Linked DNA regions of Mus musculus: region 2 is linked to region 1. A link is a loop called in an ENCODE intact Hi-C map of the cell type or tissue named here. Cell type or tissue: heart. All regions are shown on one strand. Links, peaks and the distances in the headings refer to the core of each region. The heading gives the core; the rest is flanking DNA.

The links. A loop is a pair of places that touch in the nucleus more often than their neighbours do. Peaks named below come from ENCODE experiments on the same cell type or tissue, not always from the same donor. Only the 100,000 strongest peaks of a DNase experiment are listed, where the experiment ranks them.
Region 2: it touches region 1 in a loop (2.5-fold over the local background); 3 of 42 quality-filtered maps call a loop at or near these places.

What each region holds. Positions count from the first base shown.
Region 1 is chr1:44,937,092-44,942,478 of GRCm38, reverse strand. It overlaps the pseudogene Gm3496. Among named protein-coding and RNA genes, the nearest start is that of 4930521E06Rik, 190 kb to the right of the region's middle. In heart, for the core only: a CTCF peak has its summit at 3,234 (motif pointing left); no DNase peak of the experiment used is centred there.
Region 2 is chr1:45,311,034-45,316,420 of GRCm38, reverse strand. Col3a1 (collagen, type III, alpha 1) reads right to left here and starts at 4,883. Exons shown (of 51, transcript NM_009930.2): 1 at 4,589-4,883. The coding sequence starts at 4,673. In heart, for the core only: a CTCF peak has its summit at 2,308 (motif pointing right); DNase peaks (open chromatin) are centred at 3,340 and 4,790; H3K4me3 peaks cover 3,248 bases; H3K27ac peaks cover 4,043 bases.

The DNA.
Region 1 (5,387 bases), core at 284-5,283:
AATGAAGAGGGACAAAGGGCAAGGAATATGAGACAAAGATAGGAGATAGAGATGTGGAAGAAGGTTGAGAAAACAGGGAAGAGGGGACAGAGATATTTGTCCTAGAATGGAATGAAGGGCTGTCTATGGATAGAGAGGAGACAGGCATAGCCTATAGAAAAATGGCAGTTTATAAAGATACAAGAAGAAACTCTGCATTAGGATTGATTAATTTTGATCTGAAAGGTTAATTATGTAAATCAAAGAAAGTTTTTGATTGTTGAATTTCAATACTTAGATAACTGGACCTTGGTAGTCAGCCTTAGGAAGAGATAATGCCCAAATAAGGGAATAGACCTTGGTGGATAGCTTTAGGAATGCAACCTAAAGGTTTTTTATCAAGGCAGAGGGAATTGGAGAGAAGGACATATTTACCATGTTCAAGCTGTCTTGAGTCCGTCCCTTCATATATGATTTTCAAATGGTTCTTAGCCCTTCCCAATTTCTTCAGTGGCCAATGTGGCATGCAAATGAACCTCATGAAATAATTCAACTAGGACTACAAGATCATCCTGGAAATATCACATATGAAAGGCTGGTAAATGGGTATCAATGAATCATTAGCTATCCCTATCATGGTTGAATGAAAATTGGTATGGGCTTTGACTTTGGGTCTAGCTATATAAAAACTATGCAAGGTCTTTCTGAGCTGTATGCTGATTTTATAGGGAAATTCAAAGATGCAAATAACATTTAAGTAAAAGGTTAACAAGTTCAAGAGTTACTATTAGTGCTGGAGAGATGGTTCAGCAGTTAAGAGCACTGACTGCTCTTCCAGAGGTCCTGAGTTCAATTACCAGCAACCACATGGTGGCTCACAACCATCTGTAACAGGTTCCAATGCTCTCTTCTGGAATGGGTCTGAAGACAGTTGCAGTGTACTCATATAAATAAAAATAAAAAAATCTTTTTTAAAGAAAAAGTTATTAAAACAGTTTGCTTTTGGTAATGCTAATGAAAATTGCCAAATAATAATCAGAACCCAGAGATAGATAAGAAATGTTATGGACTTTCTGAGGTAATGTAGAAATGTGAAGACCTACAAACATAGAGCAAAATTAGGTGCTTTAGAAGCCTATGAAATTCAAACATAAGTGTCAGCAAAATGTTTCAATTGCAGTTTACATACACACTTAATGACATGATATAAATTGCCCTTATAAGGAATGAATACTTAGAATCAAGGAGCACCATCTTATGCCCTAAATGAAAGGAAGGAAAGCATAGGACTAATGACAAACTAAAATTAATGAGTATGGTAAGAAATTGTCTAGTAACAATAAAAATATCAGTCAACAAGAGGGAAATGGATTAAGGGGCCCACCTCAGTCACCACAAAATTATAGTGTTTGAATTAAAAAAAAACAATAATATTTGTATCAACTTTAGATTGTAATCAAAATATATTTTTCTTATAAGCTGCTACTCAAGAAGTGCTGTTATTGATTATCCTTGCCCTAAAGATATACTAATTTTTCCTCTTCACTGTCCTTTTAAGTTACACACAAACTATCGGAAGCCTATATTGTCTGGAACAGCTGAACTTTTATTGGGTCACAGTAGTTTAACAATGAGGATAATCATAGCTCATATAGGAGTCATTGATGAAAACTATATGTGGAAAACTACAGTTATGATCACAGTTCCCACTGATTTTTAATTTAAAGTGGGAGAAAACATGCACAGTTATTATTATAGCCACATGTAACCACTTAATGGAAAAATGTACTTCAATAAGGAAGGATTTGGTAGTTTAAAAAAAGCCATAGTTTCAAGTGTTGTTGTTGGGGTCCAGGATAACTTCATAAACTATACAAACACTTATCTCAGTAAGACAGGGATAATTTATGGAGCATTTACAGCAGGAATGATAGGTCAGGACCATAGGACAGACTTGGGAGCTGGCTGAGACCTCAAGCCAGGACCTTACAGATCTTTTAAGCCTTGAAGTCCCCTAACATCTGTGCCCAGTTATTTCACCAATTAAGCTAAGTAGGTAAAGAATTTCCTTCAAAACATGTCTTTGTTGTATATTTATCCTGCTTGCAATGATTGGGGTATTCAACGGTGTCAGAAGACTTATCTTGTCTAACATTCATGTCTTAACTTGCCAACAAAAAAGTCATTTATCCATATAACATGTCTCTTTTTTCGTGTTACCCAGAATCCACATGCATGCCTTTTTTTTTTTTCCAAGTAGGATGTCAGTTCCCAGGGAGTTCTTGGGAACTTAAACTTTATTTAACCATTACTCAAAATGGAAATCTTATTCCAAATAGTCACTTATATTAATGCAGGTGTCTATCTTATATTGGGGTCCATCCAAGGGGAAGCTTATAAAAGGAAAGATCATAACAGAATCTGTAATCAACTAGAGCATGAGAAAGTTTTTTAATAAGAAGAAATGAGAAAGTTTCCTTATACCATTAGTAACAGCACAAAATGGCAGGCTAAACAGTTACCTAGTCCTTACTATTTTCTCTAGTCCTTAACATTTTCATCGAAGGAACAAGATATACCATCGTTGGATTTTAAATTGAAAAACTTGTAGAGGATTGATCGATTCTACATCTGATGTCTCTATTAAAGTGATAAAAGAATGGCTACCCTAGTGGCATAGTCATACATTCAAACTTGATTGGGAAGTATGAGGTTTAAGAAGATTTTTAAAGTGCTAAAAAATTACAGTGCATAGGTCCAGAAGGCATGAAGACAGTCCTAAAGCCTATGTTACTTATGTTTGGGTAATGTTTAGAGAAGAGACACTTTACAGCAAACTAATCTATATTAGCCACCGTCTATATTTCTATCTCTAATGCTATCTAATCTTCACAAGCTCAATGGCTTATGTGAAAGATGGGATATCAAAAATTGAAAAGAACTAGAAAAAGAGTTGCAAAGGATTTTTAAACATATATTCCCACAAGGACAAAATCACAAAGTCATAAACATATATAGTTGCCATTCAAATAATATGTCAAAGGCCAATTTCAAACCAAACCAAACCAAACCAAACCAACCAAACAAACAAAACATGGGGAAAGAAAAAGAAAGAAATTCTGGGTTTTTCATGAGTTGGAGGATTGGAGCATAAAATCTTTTTTCTCACTAGAATCTTCCTATTTTTGCAATTAAAAAGAAGTCTGGTAAATGGGATAACTGATTGACTTACAGAATGTTAATGACACCATGTGGCCACTGGCAGCTTCACAGTCCAGTTTTCCAACATGTATTTCTAAAGATTGACATTATAGTTTTGCATTTAAAAGATTGCTTTTGTACTACACATATTCATCCTGATGGTAAGGTAAACTTTGCCTTTTCTGTTCCCTCAGTCAATCATAAAGAACCTCAGGGTGATATCTATGAACTGTAAGAGCGCAAGGCATGACAAGATCCCTTACTATATGTCAATACTATTTAGGAAAGGTTTTAGACCCTATGAGGTAGTTCTTCCCAGGGGCTTGTATTATTCACTATATGAATGATATCCTGTTAGCCACCTCTAAAGACGATGAGCTACCATCCGTATATGATATGTGTCAGGATATGCTACCTAAAAGGGGGCTTACTATTGGACCTGAAAAGGAACAAAGATCAAACACCGTGAGATATTTGGGACAGCTAGTTACTAAAACATATGTTAAACATAAAAACATTTCCATTATATGAAACATTTAAAAGCACTCAACAGTCTACATCCAGGGTCACAACTCCTGCAGAAGCCTTCTGCATTCCTGGAGGGGATGCTGGTACCCAGAACACCAGGTAACAATTAAGACCCCCCTACCTGCCAACACTCTTTAGGGTCCACCCAGTTTTCCCAAACATCATGTCCTCCCCTTGGCTACGTGTCCGGGTCCTCAACTCCCCAGAAATACCCTACTCTGCCATGGTTTACACTGGTATGTGGAACCCCATAGCCAAGACCAGCATCCAGAATCCCCAAAGCCCTCTGCTCTACCAGAAGCAATGCCAATCCAAAGAATTAGAACTCAGAGACAACACTGGCACCCCAAATCCCAGAGCTCAAGCAGGCTGCCAAACTCCAGCAAAACCACCGTAATGGACCTTAAGTATGGCTAAAAATCAGAACCAAAGACCACATAGGTCAGACGACCAGAGATGAAGCAGAAAGCAAAGGGCAAAATCTGTTCAACAGAAACAAACTCAAAAATCAGCATCTAAACATATAATTATCCCAAGCACAAGTGCCTAATAGCTAGTGTAAGAACACAAAATCCAGGACAGGATGGCATCCCAGAGCCCAGCATTCTTACTACAGGAAGCTTAGATATTTCAACATGACTTAAATATAAGAAAATGACCTTAAAATTAATTCTATGATGATGATAGAGTTCCTTAAAGAGGAAATAAATAAATAAATAAATAAATTCAGGAAAACACAATTGAAAGAAATTAATAAATCCCTTAAAGAAATCAAGAAAAACACAAATTAAAAACAGGAGGAAATGAATAAGTCCATTAAAGAAAACAAAACAATAAAACATGTGAATGAAATAAATAAAACTGTACTATAACTGAAAATGTAAAGAGAAATTAACAAAACACTAAGTGAAGGACTCCTGGAGATGAAAAAAAATCTAGGTAAGCTAACAGGAACTACAGATATAAGCATCACTACTAAAATATAAGAGATGTAGGAGAGACTCTCAGACATAGAAGATATGTTGGAAGAAATTGATATATCAGTCAAAAAAAGTTAAATCAAAAAATTCTTGACACAAACCATTCAAGAAATCTAGGGCTGTCTGAAAATGCCAAACATAAGAATAATAATTGAAAATCTCAGCTCAAAGACCCAGAAAAATATTTTTAACAAAAATCATAGAAGAAAATTTTCCTAACCTTAATGAGGACACTCTTATAAAGGTATAAGAAACTTACAAAACATCAGATAGATTGGATAAGAACAGAAATCCCTACCAACACCACAAAACAATCAAAACACTAGTCTAGTTTGATCAATCTGGGGCACATGGCCAGCAGAGGTGAGTTGTGCAATCTTCTCTGACTTCCATTGTCTGGTCCACAACCTACCTCCCAATCCCAAGGAACCTTTAGGATTCCTAAGAGCACCCAGGTTAGGCCCCTCCCCAGCAATCCCTTTGCTTGCCAGGTCCACATGGGGCACAGTCAGCATAGATGAGCAGTGTAATGTTCCTTGAGATCCATTGACAGTTTCTGCCTGCCTCCTGAGGAGTCCAGGTGGCATCAGGGACATCCAGCCACCACCAGGAACAACAAGATTGCTAAAGGACATCATAAGAACACAATCAGTAAAAGCCATGATAATATCGCTATACTGGAATCAAGCTATCCTGTTC
Region 2 (5,387 bases), core at 95-5,094, 370 kb before region 1:
TCAGCCATGGAAAAAGCAAGGCTTTGATTAGTTAATCTGAAAGGAATCCACTTGGGCTATGTTTTTGTTAGGCACAGACAGAACTTCTAGTGGTTAATGTAACTCTCCAAAGTGCAGCTAACAAACGACTGCTGTGCAGAGCTAGCTCAGAGTTTCCACTGCTTTCCTGACAGGCAAAGTTTCCTCCTTTAAAACTTTTGGATTAAAAAAAAAAACAATGTGGATTTTTTTTTTTCCTAAGCATGGAAAATAATGACACTAAGCTTTTAGCTCTAAGAAACAGAACGAAACATTTTATGAGAATTAGCTCACACACATTGCCAGAAAGTCACAGTGTACCCGAAGCTTTAGTGTCTGCCAGGTCCAGCAAAGGCAAGCTCATCTTTGATCTTCCCGGCTCTGACTTACAAGCAATCACTTTAATGGCTTCAAGGTGGCGTTATCAGTTATTGCCTGTCACAAAGTACACATAGGAACCCGGCACTAGGGACAGTCATCCTCAGTGGTCACCACAGAGCTTCAGTGGTTGGCAGTCTTTTCTGAGTTACCACTCCAGGCCTGGTCTGAGCCTGTAGATATGAAACAGGCCTTTCTAATGAGGCCTTGCTTTCTTTTAGCATCTCCTATAGTTCTGGACAAATCTTTTAAAAAAGAAATCCAAAGGCAAGTCACCGAAGAATCTGCACTCATTAATGGGCCTTTCCTCTCCACTTCTCCCTCCCAGCATGGTTTCCGAAGACTTGCTCTCTTCTACAATGCTTGACTGGTCCATCCTAGATCTAAATGTGATGCAGGGTCTGTTATAGGCCCTTTACCCATCATTCTGAGTACTGTTGAGATGCTGAGGAAATAAAAGGGGGTTATGAATAGAAACAACAAAATCTTGTATTGGTAATACTTTATTTACTTACAATGTACATTTTTACAGAAAGAATGATAATTTCTGGTTAAGTCATTAGCTCCTGAGCCTTTTGCTTAATAAACCAGATTAATTTGTTAAAAATTGAGTAAGGAATAGAAAAAAGGACTACCATTAAAAAAAAACTTTATAAATAAATTTTCAAAAATGGTATGGAACTTGGAATCTCTATTATTTACAAATACTTACAAAAGTAAAAAAAGGCAGATGTTCAAGGTTTATGCTTTTGTTCTCAAATCATGTAGTATTTCATTAAATTTTAGTTTCAGTACTAAACTATTCATCCATTCCTGTTTTTAAGCTTTACAAACACACTGTAGGTTACATGACTGATATTTAAATATGTACATAATTGTGTATTTTCTTCTGTTAGAAGTAAGGTTACTACCGTGACTTTGTAATACATTTTATTCCATTGGTTCTATGTGATTAGTAATTCGGACAACACAAACAAGAGAAAATGTAAATGTTAATCTTAGCTATAATTTTCCTTTTTAAACATAATGAGAAATAAACTAAAAAATATGAAACAAGAGTTCATTCTCTCAGTCCATTTACAGTTTTGAAATCACAAATCAGTTCATGGTTCACAGTTAATTTTTGTGATATTATCAACATAGCAAAATGTAGAAGCTTAAACTTTAGAAGACATTTAGTTTTTTGTCCCTGTCCTAAGGAAGCAATATTACTAACATCTATTTATGGACCTATAGTCAGCAGAATGCAAATATTAAGCAAGGATGATATTAGCCAATGAGTAGGAAAAATACATTTAAAAAATGATGCAATGAATTTAGATAAGTTTCTATCTTTTCTTTGACAGTATTGGAGATTGAGGCTAGGGCGTCATATGCTCTGGAAAAGCTCTCTACCACTGACCTGCATCTCCAGACTTCTATAAACTTTTCATTTTGAGACAAGAGTCTCACTCTCATTCAGACACTCACATTGAACTCAGGAAGACTTTGGACTTGTATTCATCTACACTCAGCCTCCCAAGTAGCTGGGAATGAAGGTCTGTGTCACCATGCCTGGCTGGAAACTGTCTATTATTTTGACATTCATTTCCAAAAGTCTCACAATATATTACCAGTTTGTTTGTGTATTCTTATGTCTGGTAACATTTCATTATCTAATTATTTTACTTATAAAAGGAATGTTTAGTTTTTAAAACTCTCTCTCTCTCTCTCTCTGTCTCCCCCCCCCCCACGGACACGCGTGCGCGCACGCACGCACACACACACACACACACACACACACACACACACACACACACACACACACACACACACATATGAGGATCCTGTGGTGCAAGAGTCATGTTGGCGATGGTTATGGAAATGGTGTCTTTGTTAGCCACTAGGTGGCATGGTTTAGCACTTAAAAATCCAGCATGCTTAAAAACCACAGGAAATATAAAACAGACCACGTTTTTTCCGTAGCTGAAATAAAAGGCATGAATAAAGTAAGACTTGCACAGATTTGTAAAGAGACAAGAATTCTTTGTGGAGACATGTTTCATATTCCAGAAAACTCCCAGAAGTTAGTGTCTAGCAATTCTGTACGACTTCTAGGATTTCTGGAGAACATAGGAGATAACCCCTTTAGAGTTCTCTGAGTGTTCCCAGTGTGCTGAATGTCTGCTACTTACTGAAATCTCCTCAAAGTTAATCATTCAGTAGGATTTTCACTAAAAACCTGCAAGGAATGTGAAATATATGATCTTAAATCCTTTTTATCCTTCTTGGAGTTTTAAAGACCATAGCCCAAAGGTGGAAGCAAATGAGCTTAGGATGATGTTAAGATGGTGAGAACCAAACATGTTTCTCTTCTTACTGGAGTTAGATTGGGAAGAAACACACCCACTGTTCCTATAGTATTTCTCATATTACTTTAACTGTTAAGAAACTATAGATACTATGTTGATATTTTAATTAATGTCCCAAAGACATAGGTTTCTTCCTTCCTTCCTTTCTTCCTTCCTTCCTTCCTTTCTTTCTTCCTTCCTTCCTTCCTTCCTTCCTTCCTTCCTTCCTTCCTTTCTGTCTGTCTGTCTGTCTTTCTTTCTGTCTGTCTTTCTTTCTTTAAAAAAAATTAAGATTCTATGATTCTTCATCTAGATTTCAGAATAAAAGTTTGGGCTGCTAAGGAATTAACATTTCTTTGGATCATGTCTCCTATTAATAGGGAAGGCTTGGGGTTGTTTCATCTTCCAGGAGGGCAGGATGTGAAGAGAAAGTGAAAAAAGAAAGCTAAAAAGGAATTGACTATCCAAAGAAAAGAAAATGTAAGATGAGCTGGGGAGGAGAGAGGATGAAAATAAAGATGGGAAGCAGAGAGTGAGTCACTGAGAACAGGGAGGGGTGAGGACTGGGGTGGGGGGAGGGAGGTGGATAAGCCTAGGATGGGGGAGGGGTGATGAGTGAGGAAGGAAAATTGGGAGGGGAGTTCCTAAGGAGCCAAAAGGGGTGGAGAGATAAGGAGGGGGGAAAGATGGAGGGGGATGGAAGGGTGGGTTAAGGGGAACAGAATTAAGAAACAAGCAATCTGGGAGCTCCTTCTCTGTGTATCTGTGGACTGAACATACAGAAATATAAAGTGTCTCCTTCCCTTACTCTTGCATAGATAACTTCTGAAACTAGTGAAGACACTGCACACAGTGGAAAAACGAATGCTCATGAAGCATTTGCTAAAACTAAAGGTTTAAATACCAACGTGTTTGATTATGTATGAAAAGAACTGCTAGCAACTTCTTTTAGCCACAGATAAGATTTACATCAACACAATTATTTTGAAAAAAGTGTGCACCCCAAATTTTCATGATGACAAGGAACATATGCATTTTTAAAAGTATTTAAGTAAATAATGAGACAGTTGCTTTTAATTTGGGGCACAAGAAAATAAAGATCATTACATTTGGCTACCAAAACTATTTCAAGTCTGCCTTTTTGAGCAAAACTTGTATCTTTACCTTGTTTGGAGGAAAGCAAAAATATTCCTGTTAAATTATGTTATCTTCAGTAATGGAAATCCAGCTAAACAGAACATAAAACAACTTTTGGCAAACTCTGAGCACATTGAATGTGTGCAATCATGGAATGCAATAAAAACAGAAACAATGACACGTTTTTGCAGCCTGGGCTCATTTCTGGAAGGTCCATAGATAGTCCACATTTATAGTTTTACAGAAATACATAAGGGATTCTATTTATTTTCTAGTATCTTCTTAAGGGTTATTCATTTCAGAGACATTTCTAGTGCATTCTTTTGAAAAACATGGCTAAATATCCTATCTTTGTAAAGAGAGCAGTGTACAAAGGAGAACATGAAATTATTACAAGAGACCAATAAATTCCAGATGGCCTGGGAGCATGCCAAGATGTTCACAATGCAGGAGGGGAGTACTTTAAAACATTTTTTAAAAGGTGAACATGAAATCAAGTTAATTTAAGAACAGTTTTTACCTTAAACAACTAGAGAATATTATACATGTACATTAACTTTTAAAAAAATCAAATATAGAAAACAAAATTAAGGTTAACAAAACATTCCACAGTCAGAGGCTAGACAGGAAATTCTTAGGAGGCTGATTTTCCCACTATCTTACCCTTTGTAAGAAGTTAAGGCAAAATTAACCCAGAAAGCCTGTTCAAATCGGTACCTACTTACCTACGTTGGACTGCTGTGCCAAAATAAGAGTGGGATGAAGAAGGGTGAGAAGAAACCAGGTTCCACTTTGCACAAAGCTCATCATGTCTAAATATCAGACATGAGACTCTTTGTGCAAAAGAGGAGAGAGGAAGAAGCAGCTCAGAGTAGCACCATCAGTTGTCCCTGCCCTTCAGCACCGGGCCCGTCATAAAACTCAGCCGCTCGCTTCCCTCTGCTCTGGCCTTAAATAGGAAAAAGTTTGGCTTCCCTCACTTTCCAGCCCCTTTCTGAAATATGAGAGCAGAACCCATCCCCTCAGCAGTAAAAGCAATGATTAATATATTTTTCCCTGTGTGTAGAGGACACAACCCACAGACACAGAAACAGCACATCTGGAGCATGTGTACATCAGCCTATGCATATGTTTATAACATGCATTAGTCTTAAATACATATTTGCATGACAGAAACACATAGGAATGTGCTTTGTGATAGCCTACAACAATTGTTTGTGTGTTTTTAAATTTCCCTCTGAAACAGTAAAAACTGTCTGAATTTGAAAAAGTGTTTTGACTCCCATTCTCCGGCATGGTCATTTTGTAAATTTTATCTTTCTAGAAGACTCTGATACTTTGAGTTTTGCCAGAGTCCATCCTGACTCAATTTTAACAGGAAACTGTAAGAGACTATAAAGGAAAATCCTCTGAAGGCCCTGAACTCACCACCCACTCTGCATTCCAAATGTTAGACTGGAGGCAATTGTCACAAAACTGTCTTTGAGCTATGTTTGAAGAGATATTGAGACTCTTATCTGTTAC